Linked DNA regions of Homo sapiens: region 2 is linked to region 1. A link is a contact called in ENCODE Hi-C or POLR2A ChIA-PET data. All regions are on one chromosome and are shown on one strand. Each heading gives the region's core, a stretch centred on a gene start or an enhancer-like site at or near the end of the contact. The rest is flanking DNA. Distances are from core to core; before and after follow the strand shown.

What was found. Hi-C counts contacts between places; a loop is a spot of excess contacts on that map. ChIA-PET counts read pairs that join two places held with the same protein, here RNA polymerase II (POLR2A). Pooled maps may share reads with other maps.
Region 2: a map of naive thymus-derived CD4-positive, alpha-beta T cell shows a loop between it and region 1 (21-fold over the local background). The contact joins the enhancer-like site here to the promoter of RAP2A in region 1. A Hi-C loop is called at or near these places in 1 of 168 maps with a recorded cell type or tissue (naive thymus-derived CD4-positive, alpha-beta T cell) and 5 of 50 pooled maps. POLR2A ChIA-PET finds 5 or more read pairs at or near these places in 2 of 52 experiments (CD4-positive, alpha-beta T cell and CD4-positive, alpha-beta memory T cell).

The regions. Positions count from the first base shown.
Region 1 is chr13:97,430,262-97,437,035 of GRCh38, forward strand. It overlaps RAP2A (RAP2A, member of RAS oncogene family), which reads left to right and starts at 3,908. Exons shown (of 2, transcript NM_021033.7): 1 at 3,908-4,523. The coding sequence starts at 4,210. RefSeq lists enhancers at 3,005-3,144, 3,092-4,023, 3,295-3,424, 3,445-3,494 and silencers at 3,645-4,004, 4,025-4,084.
Region 2 is chr13:105,135,887-105,142,660 of GRCh38, forward strand. No RefSeq gene overlaps it. Among named protein-coding and RNA genes, the nearest start is that of DAOA, 330 kb to the right of the region's middle. RefSeq lists enhancers at 3,705-3,914, 3,965-4,374. Within about 2 kb of position 3,610, at least 22 of the 41 ENCODE cell types and tissues checked have a DNase peak (open chromatin) inside an H3K27ac peak, as active enhancers do; they include CD4-positive, alpha-beta T cell, where a contact is called at or near this core.

The DNA of each region.
Region 1 (6,774 bases), core at 2,658-5,157:
TCTTAATTTCTGCATTCTAATTCCTTTTCTTTTCAAAAGCACTGAGACATATCACATTTTTTAAAGGAAGAACAAAGTTTATTTTGCCCCTTCCTTTCCACTCCACATATATACTGCAGATTCTCAACTGTATTAGGAGCCTCACAGGTCAAGAAACCATCGTCTGCTCTCCTTATACTTGCCAGCAGCGTTTCACAGGTGCTAAATGTACTTGACATGCCCTTCCCCTTTATGTTTAATCAGAGGCATGCAGGCTTTAATAAGAAGCATTAGGAATCAGGGTTTTACAGTCGAAAAGTACCCCTCGCATTACAAACATCCTCTACTAATTTGTTTCTATTAAATTATCTGCATATTTGCTTCTTGCTGGTGTCAGGAAGTCCCAGAATACAGTACCTTTCCCACTTCATACCACCTTTTCCAACACCTTTTACAGAAAGAAAGGATGGACTTGGGTTTCCACGGTAACACAAGTGCGATAATTGAAGGTATCTGGCTATAGGTGAGATAACTCCCTTTCAGATTTAGTGGAGAGAGGAGAAATGAAGATTTTCTTTCTTTTTATTCTCCTGGCAATGCACTTTGGAAACTAAAGGGATCCTGCAGTGTCAGTTACTGCGTTAAGTTTTCACTATCTTACAGATTTACAGCTCTTGGGAATAATTCAAATTTCTTTTATATCATTTTTATTTTTTATTTCCCACAAACAAATGAAGATATAAGTTATTTCTATAATCATCTCAAAATAGAGTTTATGCTGGCATCGGAATGAACATGACTAAGGGGTTAGAAAATAGACATCCATCTCCCACCCAAGTCCTCTAAATTCTCTACACGTCCTGACATCCTTTTTATAGCAGCTAATCTTTCACCCAACATTTCACCTACAACCACAAATCAGGTAAGTACCATCATTTAAGCCAGAATAGGTGAGAAAATATGCTCCGACCTGTCATGTTTCTTTTGCCTCTTGGTGGTTAAAAATCAACCTTTATGGTACTGAGCATGAAATCTGAGGCCTGTCAATATAAGGCCTGTAAATAAATGAACTGTAACCACCCCAAGGGCTGCAGTCTCTATACCCCTTCTTATCAAAAACGTCAGCATTGATGAGAGGTCAGGGGAAATAGCCTGAGAAATGTCACAAAGCTGTCCTACTCTGTATTATGCTAAATGGAGTGACTACGGAGCCCACTCACTATTTTTGTGACAGCTTCAATCCAGAGCTTCTCAACATCTAGGGACCTAGGAGTCATGAAAACAGTTACTTAAGGCAACCTTCTGGACCCCACAATCCCAATACAAATTTCTCAAAAACATTAATCACTGGAACTTCATTCCTTGCAAAGTAAATGGACTTAGAGCTCCTTTGTAATGCAAGGTACTAGATGAGTTGTCATGATCTAGAGAGAAAGCTTCACGCTTCCTGGCTCTATTTAACAACCCTAAGAACTTCTTATCACCAAGATGCACAGTTAGAATCTTAAGACAGTCTGTCTTTCCTTGGAAAAGAAGTATAGCTTCTACTAACCCAAAGTAACCATGAATAAGCATACCAATTTTACACAAAATATGAGACTTCTGGAAAGCTAGGTGAACACCATACTTACCTACATCCTCTTGAAACATCCCTGCCAAAGTAGCTCAGATATGAAGCATCCATGTAAGCTCTTTCAATTTTAATTCACTATTTCATGTTAACTAGCCTAGGATGAAATAGTAGATCCTCTTCGGTTCCAGTTCCCTTAAAACAGTCCTGATTCTTAGTCCTTTTTATTAATATAATACCTTCACTGCTGATTCTGGTGGCTCAGATAGTACCATTCATATTTTAATGATATGTAATCAAGAAATGCTGAGTTATATTTTACTACATACACATTTTTAAATTCAGAGGACATTTGTCCTTGATAATTTTAAATGAAAACTTGGTGTGTGTTCATTACAGCAAGGTAATGCAAATATAAGTTATCCATTCTAATATAACGAAGCTATAGGGAAATAAGAAACTACTAAATTTGAGTAGTCTTTGTAGTAGTTTGACTATCGACAGAAAAGATGGTGAAAGAATACCTGGCTTTTAACTCAGACCAAAATCCCCTCTGCATGATGACCTTGTGGGAAAGAGGAACGGGGAGAGGTATGCCAGGCTCTAACAACAGAACTACAGAAACGTGTTATTCGCAGGAAATGTGCGACAGTAACGAACAGGTGAGACTAGTTTGAGAAGGACATAGTTTAAAGAAAGTAAACTGAATAACCAGTTACTGCAAAAAATAATGCAGGAAAGCTTGGGGATGTATCGTCTCCTAAATTTGACGTTATGGGTGGGAGAGGATGTGTAACTAAGATGCAATGCTAGCGACAGAACGCTAAGTTTTAAAACTCAATAGTGAAAGAAAAAAAATAATGTTTTGGGAGGAACGCCTGGAAGACCCATGCAACTGCTGCACGATGTTTCCTTAAGGACCGGAACATTTCTCACCCTGAAGACAAAAGTCCCTGTGTTCTCGATTCAGCCCACATCCCTCAGCACCATTTCCATGCCCATCATTTAGGCAGAATGCCACGGAGGCGACGTGAAAAGTGGAATTCATCATTCTGGCTTGCAACGCATCTTGTTCTTTTGCCAGAACAGGGCACAGCAACTGGCTCCTCAATCTCTGCCCCTCCCAAACCCCAGCAGCCGGTCCCTGTCTCCATCCCGCCGGCCTCGGTGGCAAGGGGCTCGCGAGCTCTGGTTGGCTTGGCCGAAGCTTCCGTCACTCGCCAGCTCACCTACGATTGGTTGGCAGAGCGTGCGCGAAGAGCCCCGCCTGGCAAGGCACTGGGAGGTGGGCTTGCGGATCCTACGACTAGCGTTTTTCTCGATTGGTTGAAGGAGTAAAGGCACGTGGTATGGGGGCGCTCTCTTATTGGTCGTGAATGGTACCTTGTGGTACAGAGACGTGATGTGGTTGGCTAGAATGAATCCCAGCTTCCCACTAGATGCCCCTAGCTGGCTGTTGCTATGAGGAGTCCAGGGCCTTCCGGCTGCCGTTCGGGATTCCGCTCTCCAGGTTTTCAACTCACCCGTGGCTGACAGGGCGTGGGAAGAGCTCGACTTCAGTTCGGCACCGAAAGGGGCGGGTCTAGAAGAAATGTGGGCGGGTCCAGAGGGTTGGTGGGCGGGACCCCGGCGACGTCAGCGGGCTTGGACCCGACTTCCGTGGTGTGTGGCCGCCTCTGACTCGCCCCTCTGGCGCGCTGCTAGAGGGGGGCGTCACCCTCCCATCAATGTCCTAACGCTCCAAAGCTTCATTTTGTTGCGTTTACACAACTTCAGTCAGAAGCCTGTAGGTGCCCCCCCCTTAAAGCTTCACATGCTAATACAAGATAAAACCAAAGCTCTAGGAGTGCTGACAGACTGGGTGGCATCGGACAAAGGCCCTCGCGGCCCCTCTTGGGCCTTGGGCATCTCTCCTTCACTCCCCGCCTCAGGATAAAGCTTGGAGGTAGCTCTAGCCCCTCTACCATCTCATCCCTTCCGAATTCTTAATGTCTCGGGAGTCTCAGGTTGACGCTGCTCCTGGCTTGGGCGGGAACTGCGCATGCTCGGTACACAGGCCCTGGGGTCTGACTGGGCGCGCTGGGTTCGGCGCTGCTCGGCGGTCGCGGTGCTTGTTTATCTCCGCGCGGGCAGAAGCTTCCGAGCCCCGCAAAGCCTCTCGGGAGCGCTCGCGGCCCGTCGCCTAGGGGGCGGGGGCGGGGCTGCGCCGCGGGCTCCGCCCCGGCCGCCGGACCCCGCCCCTGGCCGCGCTGCGGCTGGGGCTCGGGCGCGCGCTCGAGCGCTGGGGGTAGCGGCGGCGGCGGCGGCGGCGGCGGGCGGGGATCTGGGCGTGGAGGCGCGAGGGGCGGGGCGGGCGGCACTGCGGGCCCGCGGCTCGGGCGGCACCAGCGGCTCCCGGTCTCTCTCTCTGCTCGCCCTCAGTCCCACCCGGTGCCTACGGGGCCGCATCGCCGCCCGGCTCGGCCCGGCCCATGCCCAGGGCCGCTGCTCCCTCAGTTGCCGCCGCCGCCGCCGGCGCCCAGGGGGCCGCCGCGGCTGTGAGGTGGGGGCGGCAGCGGGAGGCGGCGGGGCGGGCCGCCGGGGCCGGGGCTGGGGGCGCAGCGCGGCCGGCGTAGGTCTATGTCGCGGGCGGCGGCGGCGGCGGCGGCCGCGGAGGGACGATGCGCGAGTACAAAGTGGTGGTGCTGGGCTCGGGCGGGGTAGGCAAATCCGCCCTGACCGTGCAGTTCGTGACCGGCACCTTCATCGAGAAATACGACCCCACCATCGAGGACTTCTACCGCAAGGAGATCGAGGTGGATTCGTCGCCGTCGGTGCTGGAGATCCTGGACACGGCGGGCACCGAGCAGTTCGCGTCCATGCGGGACCTGTACATCAAGAACGGCCAGGGCTTCATCCTCGTCTACAGCCTCGTCAACCAGCAGAGCTTCCAGGACATCAAGCCCATGCGGGACCAGATCATCCGCGTGAAGCGGTGAGCGAGGGCACACGGGGGCTTGGCGGCTGCACCCCGGAGTCACCGTCCCGGGGCTGGAACTCCCCGCGCGGGGCTCCGGGGAAGGGGCTTTCTGGGGGGTGGCTCCAAGCTGGAGGCTTTACTATTGTCATTCTGCTCCTCCTCCTCAATCTCAAATTTGAGTGCTTTGTTTCACAACTAAAATTTGGCATCGTGTTAGCCCACAGAACAGCTCTTTGTCTCTTGGACGTTGTTAGCATTGCTTGTTACAGAGCCCCCAAGGAAACAAAGTTTAAAACTTGCAGGGGGGAAAGGGGTGGATAGATTTGTCTTGGGAAGAGAGGAACTGTGCAGGTATAGTCGAGACATTTGCAGACTGAACAACAACAATCTGCCTTGGCAATGTTTGACAGTAAAAATCGCTCACACACCTATACAGTAAAGTCAAGTCCAGAGGAAGGAGACCTTTCTCATCTCGTTAAAGGTTTATGGTTCCAAGGCGTTTTACAAAAATTAAGTCTCTAATTTAGTGCAAAACTTTAAAGACAGATTATTAAATTATTTGAAGACATCATAAGCTAAATGGGGTTTCGAGAATATTAACAGAGGAGTACAAATAAGCCATTCACAGGAAAAGAATGCAGCTTAACTGTTTGTTTTTGTTTTTTTGTTTTTAATATAGCCGCCTTAACCCCTTCCAAAAAAAAAAAAAAAAAAAAAACACCACCACACCACCACCACCAGTTCCTGGAAACAAAACAGAAGCTTCTTCAAAAGTGTGACACAAGTATTAGCTAATTTAAAGTTAATGTTAATAAGCCTTTATATATATATATAAATTCTTTTCTAAAGTATACATTTTGGAAATATGGCTGATAAATGATTTAAAATGTTTGTTTTCTCTTAAATTCACTGAATATATTTTTCCGTGTAATTTTAAGCATTAGAAATGTGATAATATCTTAGTTCAAAGTTTTGGCAAATTTTTCTAATTATCATTTAATTACACATTACTGTTTCATCTAGTTCTTGTTAGTTAATGCCTGCTGATAATTTTGGTGTCCTTTTTTTCCTGCCTTATTCTACCTAGAGCCTAAATCTGAAGACCTTTACTGAAAGATGGTTGTAAGTGCACCGTAGACACAGTCACATTGTAAGTCAGTTTGAGTCCACTCATTTTGAAAGAGCAAGGACCAAGTTATGTGTACCCAGGGGATGATCAAAAATTCATTACGAGTAGTGAGTTTTTAATGCAACCTATGAGATCAAAGAGAAGGCTCTCTCTCTATTGCTCCACCCCCCCTTAACTGAGTATGCACTTTAATCGCTGAACTAAAATCGTGCATGTTATTCATCCTTGTGTTAAATTCCAAACTAGAATAAAGCAGATATTTTCGTGGTCTCTGCTGCTAAGATTTGTAAATTTGATAGCTTTGTACTTCTCCAGTATCATTTTCCTAAAGTTAAATGTTTATAGTTAAGAGATGAACAATTCTGGTGTTAAACTTAGTATGAGGATGGCATTTAAGGGGCTACATTTAAGTTACTTAAATTCTTATTACCCCCTCCCCCAACCACTCAATTAAAAAGAAACAAACCAAACCAACTGCAGGGTAGTCTGATACATTGCCACATGTCAATGTTAGGCCAAATGCATACATCAAAAAATAATCTAAGTAAATGCCCCAACAGCCTCACCCTTCACATTTAGATATATATGCTTAAAGATATGAAGATGCACATATACACTGATAAAGCCACATACCCATGGCTAACTTCTTGACACAAGCCTAGGGAACAAATATGGCAAAATATTATTGGATAATATGGTCCACATAATTTTGTAGTTTCTTGTAATTTAGTGCAGATTACTTTTCTCAGTTATAATAATAGGTTAGTCTAAACTCAGCATATTGGAGCAATTTGTTTATTTTCACTATGACCCAGAGGAAAAACATAGAGTAAAATTCTGCATGCCCAGTATCATTTTACTCACTAGTCTCAGTTCTTGATATAAAAAGATCATTGATCAGCTGAAGTAGAGTTCATAAATTCTCTTCACCAGAATTCAACCGTTGTATACATAAGAACCTCTTGGACCCTCACTTGTGTGTCTTTGTAATATGGTAGTAGTAAGGTATTTTACACCTCATCCTAACCCCAGCGTCTGGCTTCCCATCATTGATGGAGAGGACATGTGAATGCAGGTGGCCTCTTCTTTACCAGTCTTTCAGTATTTGATATCTACTGTCAAATTCAGTATTCAGCT
Region 2 (6,774 bases), core at 2,360-4,859, 7.7 Mb after region 1:
TGTTCCTTCCTTTAGTGCAGGGGCCAAAAATCCTTTCTTAGAGAGTACCAGACCACAAACATTTTAGGTTTTGTGAACTGTACAGTATCTGTCAAAACGATCTAACTGCCATTGTAGTACAAAAACATGCATAGATAAGGCATTACTGAGTTTGAGCATCTGTGTTCCAATAATACCTTATTTACAAAAACAAGCTGGCTGGCTGGGTTTGGCTCATGGTTTGGTTGATCTCTGATACAGAGTTTGCCAGAGCAGCTTTGCAATTCAACCCCACTGATTAAGATAAGTCAGACTGAATTCACTAACTTAGTTAAACTATCAGTGCTGCTTCCAGCTGCTTACAAAATCCTTGCTCCCTGTAGGGTATATCACCCTGTTTTTTTATGCTTTTTGGTCTAACACTCTCAGAATCCACTCCAATATGTTCCCTAGATTCCTGTCAATTGAATCTGCCACTTTTTTGGTGTATAGAATTCCTTTCTCCTACAGGAGTTTTTTACTCCTCCAACTGGGGTCTGTTGGAATCTGATTTTTATTGTGGGTCTGGGAGCCATGAAGGTGGTGAGCAGAAAAGACAAGTGCTCCAGGGGGAGTCACTGCAAGAGTTTCAAGAGAAGCCTGATTCTTTCACTCAGCAGAAAATCCTTACTTTACCAGATAAGGAACCTTTAGGATGACTTAAGGGTTAAAAGTTACTAGCCTTGCTTTTGTCTGCGGGGATATCTCCATCCCATATCTCAGTAACACCCACTCTTCCCTTAGATCTCCTTAGTAAAATAATTCTGGAGGGTCACATTCATTAGTGCTGCAGTTCTGTGACAACTGCAGTTGGGAACTGGGCTTGAGTTTCAGCCATATCTGCCCTGGAGCTATGGCAGATTAAGGCCATTTTTAAAGCTGTCTTGGCGGCCATCTGAGTTCCTCATGTGAGCCTTGAGTTGGGCTTACATTCCAGTCTTTTAGTTGGTTCACTTCCCTGGATATCCTTTTTAGAACCACCAGCAACAGCAGCCTGAGCTTTGCTTATTACACTTATCATTCTAGTTATGGCTACTGAGTCACAGTCATCTGCTCTCCAAATGCCTTGCCCTCTACCTGCCTTCATGATGCCACCATATGACACAGATCATCATATTCCATTTTCCCCGGCAAGGGAGATAATAAATGCATTCATTAAATATGTGAATGATTTAATACCAGAATTCCAATCTAAGGTTCTGCTTCCTCCAGCCAATTCTGGTGACAATTTCTATATCAGTCAAAGTCCTGGAAGAAATTGATGCACTCTCAGGAGGTGAATTGAAGAGATTTCATAGAATATAATGAGTAATTTATAATGGTGTTGGTTGTCCTGTGTTAGCCAACCATGAATAATAAGAACCCTAGCGTTGATAAGCATGGAGGCATTACTGCCCCAGGTCTGAAAGGGCAAAGAAAGGGAGCATTTATTGCAACACAGAAACCGGTAGCTGTAGAAGAAGACTGACCAGCAGAAGTTGTGCCTTTTAAAAGGAACGCAGCCAAAGCCAAAACGTGCATTGTTAAGAAAGAAGGCAGAGGAATAAATACCCTTGCTGCTCTCTCTCTTCCTACCATCTGATGACTGTTGGTGCTGTCTATTGGCTGACGCCAATCAGGAAACAGAATACAAAAGAGCTGAGTTTACATGACCCATAGAGGTAGCTTTCTGGGCCACAGAACAGGGAGAAAAAGATTAGAAAGGAGAGCCAAAGAGGCAAAACTAGAATATGCAGGACAGAGATCTTAGATTTTGATCAAGCTACTTATCTTCTACTAGTCTCAGTTTCTTTATATGCAAAATAATTTTTATTATCTACTAAATAAGCTACAATATGCAAAGTCTATGTGTCATGGCAAGTATTCACTAATTTATAGTTGCTTATCTTATTATTTTGAGATTAAACACAACAGAAGAATAGAATGGTCCATAAGTAATGTCATTTGGTGCTTAAAATACCTTGAATGAATGTGAAAAATATTTTACATATTATCTGAAAAACATGTATAAGAAAAACTTATTATTTGCATTGAAAGACAACTATATTTAAAGACAGATTATGGAATGGATGTTCAATAAACAGTAGTTTTTCTTTTCATTACTTGGAACTCTACAGAAAGAATATTCAAAAGAATCTCTTGTGGGGTAGAATTTCCCAAAACTAAAATTCTTGTTACACCTATACAATAAATTGTCAAAAGACGATCATCATTACTTGCAACCAATGGAACTTAAAGATTAATTATGTAAAAGGCTACATAATTTCCTAGTCCCAGAGAACTCCCCAAAATTACTTTTATTTATTAACCATAGTAGCTAATATTCATTCCAAAGGGAAACATATTTAAATGGCTACTTGCATATGAATTAATAGTGATTAGTGAATACCAAAGTAATTCTGCAATGACCACCAAAACAGAAGTACAAATGCTAAAGATAAGAAAACAAAGGATGTTAGAATTAACTAAAAGATTTCCTAACACAACTGCAATCATCAGGACATACTGGTCTTGTGTAATCAGCTTTCTTTTTTTCTTTCTTTTATTTTTGCTTTACATATACCATGGCCTATATATTAGCATAGTACCTGCTAATGCCAGCAAACACTTGCTGATGCTCTTTCTCTCTGATATCATCCAGGATGTTTTTTGATGTTTCATATGTTTTAGGCATGGAGTTTCTTAGAGGTAGAGAAAATATCCTTTATGGGCCAGGCGCAGTGGCTCATGCCTGTAATCCCAGCACTTTGGGAAGCCGAGGAGGGCGGATCACGAGGTCAGGAGACAGAGACCATCCTGGCTAACACGGTGAAACCCTGTCTCTACTAAAAATACAAAAACTTAGCCGGGCGTGGTGGCGGGCGCCTGTGGTCCCAGCTACTCGGGAGGCTGAGGCAGGAGAATGGCGTGAACCCGGGAGGCAGAGCTGGCAGTGAGCCGAGATCGCACCACTGCACTCCAGTCTGGGTGACACAGCAAGACTCTGTCTCAAAAAAAAAAAACAGAGAGAGAGGAGAAAATATCTTTTATAAGAAGAGGAAACTTTTACCAAATTATTAACTCTCCTATTTATAAGAGCTTCACAGAATCGATTCCTGGTTTTCAGAAGGCTGTTTTCAGCTCCAGAAAATTAACCCAGTGGGAAGGAAATTTCATCAATTGATTTTAGTTGCCTTAGATAATCCACAGGGGCAAGTAAGACCTGGACTACATCTCCACTGAAATGTGGGAGAATTTACAATTGGCATACAGCTGTTTCCTGCTACTGCCTTACTCTAGAGAGAGGATGACTTATCACTCAACTGAAGCTCCCAAAAGAAGAGCTGTAGGAGGCCTTGTTACCTCACACAGCTGGCTAAACTCATAACCTGCCCTGTCATGATTGCTATTCTGGGGCTTGATCGATAAAGACTCGGGTGTTCTCAATTCTGTTCTTTTCTTTGCAATCGCAACACTCAACAATTTCTTGCTTGATAACTATATGCAGACACTGCCCTCACTTCCCCAAGGAATTGCACTGTGCCTGCACATCCCTGTCACTTTCACAAAGAGGCAGATAATTTCCTCTCACTGGATAGGGTGCTATGTGGAAATGACGTGAAATCCGCTCAACCTGATTTCCAACATGTGCGTTCGTTTTCTCCCTATTCAGGTCATAGTGATTCATGAGAGAGAGAGGCAGAGCGGGAACTGAAGCAGTTTCAGCCTCACCAAAGTACCTTTCCCCTAGTTCCTCTTACTGTGCTCATTATCCTTTCTTTCCTGCTTACCATACATCGTTTACCAACCCTTTGAAAATTTAAACTACCAGGTTCATCTAGCTCTGGCACTGCTAGAACCGAGACTACAGAAGATGTCTGAGTCTTCCAAGCTATTTGGGTCAAACAAAACAAACAAAACCACACACAGCCACCGAGTTGGGTTATTTTAAGGACTTAGAGCTACAGAAGGCAATCTGTCAGCATCCGAGGCTGTTTCAAAACCACCTCCTCCCTCCGTGCTTGAGTCAAGAGCTGCAGTCTTTCTATCGCCCATAGCCATGCTGCAGCACTTCCTCAATCACCCTCTTCTCGCTGCACGCATTGACTTTCGGTTTCTTCACAGAGTCACTGACAGCTTGCAGCTTTGGCTTATCGATAGCCCCGTGGTTCTCTCCATCCATGACCTACCAGATGGCATTTTAGTTTAGTTCCCACCACTCACTGCCTTATTTAATTGGTATTTCTTGCCCCACATTTCCAAAGCAAGCCCGGTCTGGATTCTGTTTGGTTCAGCCATCTCATGGGTCTCCAGCTGCTTCCCTGTCCTGTAGGCGGCCTGCGTGAGGCGCAGTTCCTACTTCCAAGGTATTGTGGGGCAGTGGCTATTTTTGCAGGCTATTGTGAGGCAGCAGAGGTAAAGTATGAGTTGAAACATACAAACAAAATATGGCCCCTCAGCATTGTAGAACTTTTGCAGATAATGAATTTTAGAACCAAATAGAGCAGGACATTTGTTTTCACAGTGAGTCTTATGGCTCTACTTAGAATCTTGTCACTCTGTTTTGCAGTCACCTCTCCAAGTCATTGTCTTTTATTGTACCCTTGAGAAACAATACTGTTTCCATTCCAACCACTTTACTGAGTATTTTTACTCAGTGGTCAGGTCACAAATAATCTGTTAAGTTTTAAATTCAGTTGTCTTGTATTGCTGATTTCTCTGTCTTATTTAATGTATTATTCACTTCTTAAACTATTTCTCTTGTGGGTTTTTTGGCACTATATTATCTTCTTTCTTCTATGATTAATTTTGTATTTCTTTCTTTTAAATCTCCTCAGCAATCACCACTTAACTATGAGCATTTCTCAAATGTTTGCACTTTTGCTCCTCAAATTTTATATTGTTCTAATCTGAAGGCACCCATGAAGTCACTGCACTGCATGGTTACCTAAGTGCAGATTACTCCAACATTTTAAATTTCATATATTGATTTCATTCCAGCAGAACACTTCAGACTATCTGACTCAAATTTTCAAGAGGAGATTTCTTACCAGGGAATTGAAGTACATGCTCAAGCTGCTTACATGCCCATATGTTCTGTTTCCACTTAGGATAAAATATTTTCTAGTCCAGTACTACAAAATCCTTCCTTGTATTTGACCCTTCACACAGATCTCAATACATGTATCTATTGCTATTCAAGTCATGATATCCATTGCAATGCAGAATGGTAAGTAATTTATTCACAGTACCGATTGATATTACAAACTTTTAAGCAGGGTACGGCAAAAGCATTAGATACTTTATGTATTAAAGAAGCTGTTAACTGTTTTAACAGATAACTAACTCCCAATCCCAAAATTGTATAGTGTAAGCTCAAAAGCTTACACTATAGAAGTTTATATCTCTCCTTGGTAAGATCTGCTCAGGACTCCCTGATCAGTAAGTGACTCTCTTCCAATGTCTGGTATTCTCACACAGAGACTACTGTGTATGTATTTAGATGAAAACAAATGTCTGTGTTACTGGGAACTGGAATTTTGACATGAGAGAAATAAATACATAATTAAGAGAGAAAAAATTTTAAGAGAACACCTGTATTATCAATAAAAATCAGATGAATGGCATCTCTTATTAAAAAAAAAATAAAGATACCCTCATCCGGCCCACAGAAAATGACTAGAAACACTGACCCACTCAAAAGGAATGAGCACTACTGGTACCTAGGATCAGGACTCTTAGGGAAAAAAAAAGGCATTATTCTGAAAACTTATAGAAGAAAAGGAAGGAGTCAAACATTCATCTTGCATTCTCTTTTTAACCCCTTCTCCAGGAGTCAGTTTTCATCCATGACTGGTGAGCTCATAAAAATAAACTGATATTGAGTAGGATGCAGTGGCTCATGCTTGTAAATCCAGCATTTTGGAAGGCTGAGGTGGGAAGATCGCCTGAGCTAAGGAATTTACCAACCTGGGCAACATAGTAAAACCTCATCTCTACAAAACGTTAAAGAAGAAGAAGAAGAAGAAAAAAAAAAAAAAAAGCCAGGCACACACCTGTAGTCTTAGCTACTCAGGAGGCTGAGGCAGAAATATTGCTTGAGCCCAGGAGGTTGAGTTTGCAGTGAGCTACATTTGTGCCACTGTACTTCAGCCTGGATGACAGGGTGAGATTGAGAAAGAAAGAAAAGAAAGAAAAGAAGGAAAAGAAAAGAAAGAAAGGAGGAAGGAAGGAGAGAAAGAGAGAGAGAAAGAAAGAAAGGAGGGAGGGAGGGAGGGAAGGAAAGAAGGAAGGAAGGAAGGAAGAGAAACTGATGTTATGTTCTTTAAATATGAGTACACAACATTATTACATGTGAAGAATTTTTTTACCAAAACCAAAATAAACTAGAAGACAAGCCATTTTTCATCAACCAATTTACAAAAAATATAGGGAACAGCTGAAACTGTTAAGTGACATGGCAGGGCTTCAATCAGTAAAATGCAGACTCTGAAAACTCTACAGGACAAACAATCTGATTCTTCAAAATACAAAATTCATGGAAAACAAAAAGACTAGGATGGGGGACCTAAAATATAGTTATGGAACACTAAACAATTACAATATATGGACTTTGCATATTTATTTGAATAAAAGTACTAAGGCTAAGAAATTTCAGCACTATTATTTATGATATGAAAAAAATTATTGCTAATGTTTAGGTATAATGATATTGTGGTTATGTTTCATGTGAGTTTTGTATTTTAGGGACTGGCTTTCCTATGTTTGGAGATGAAA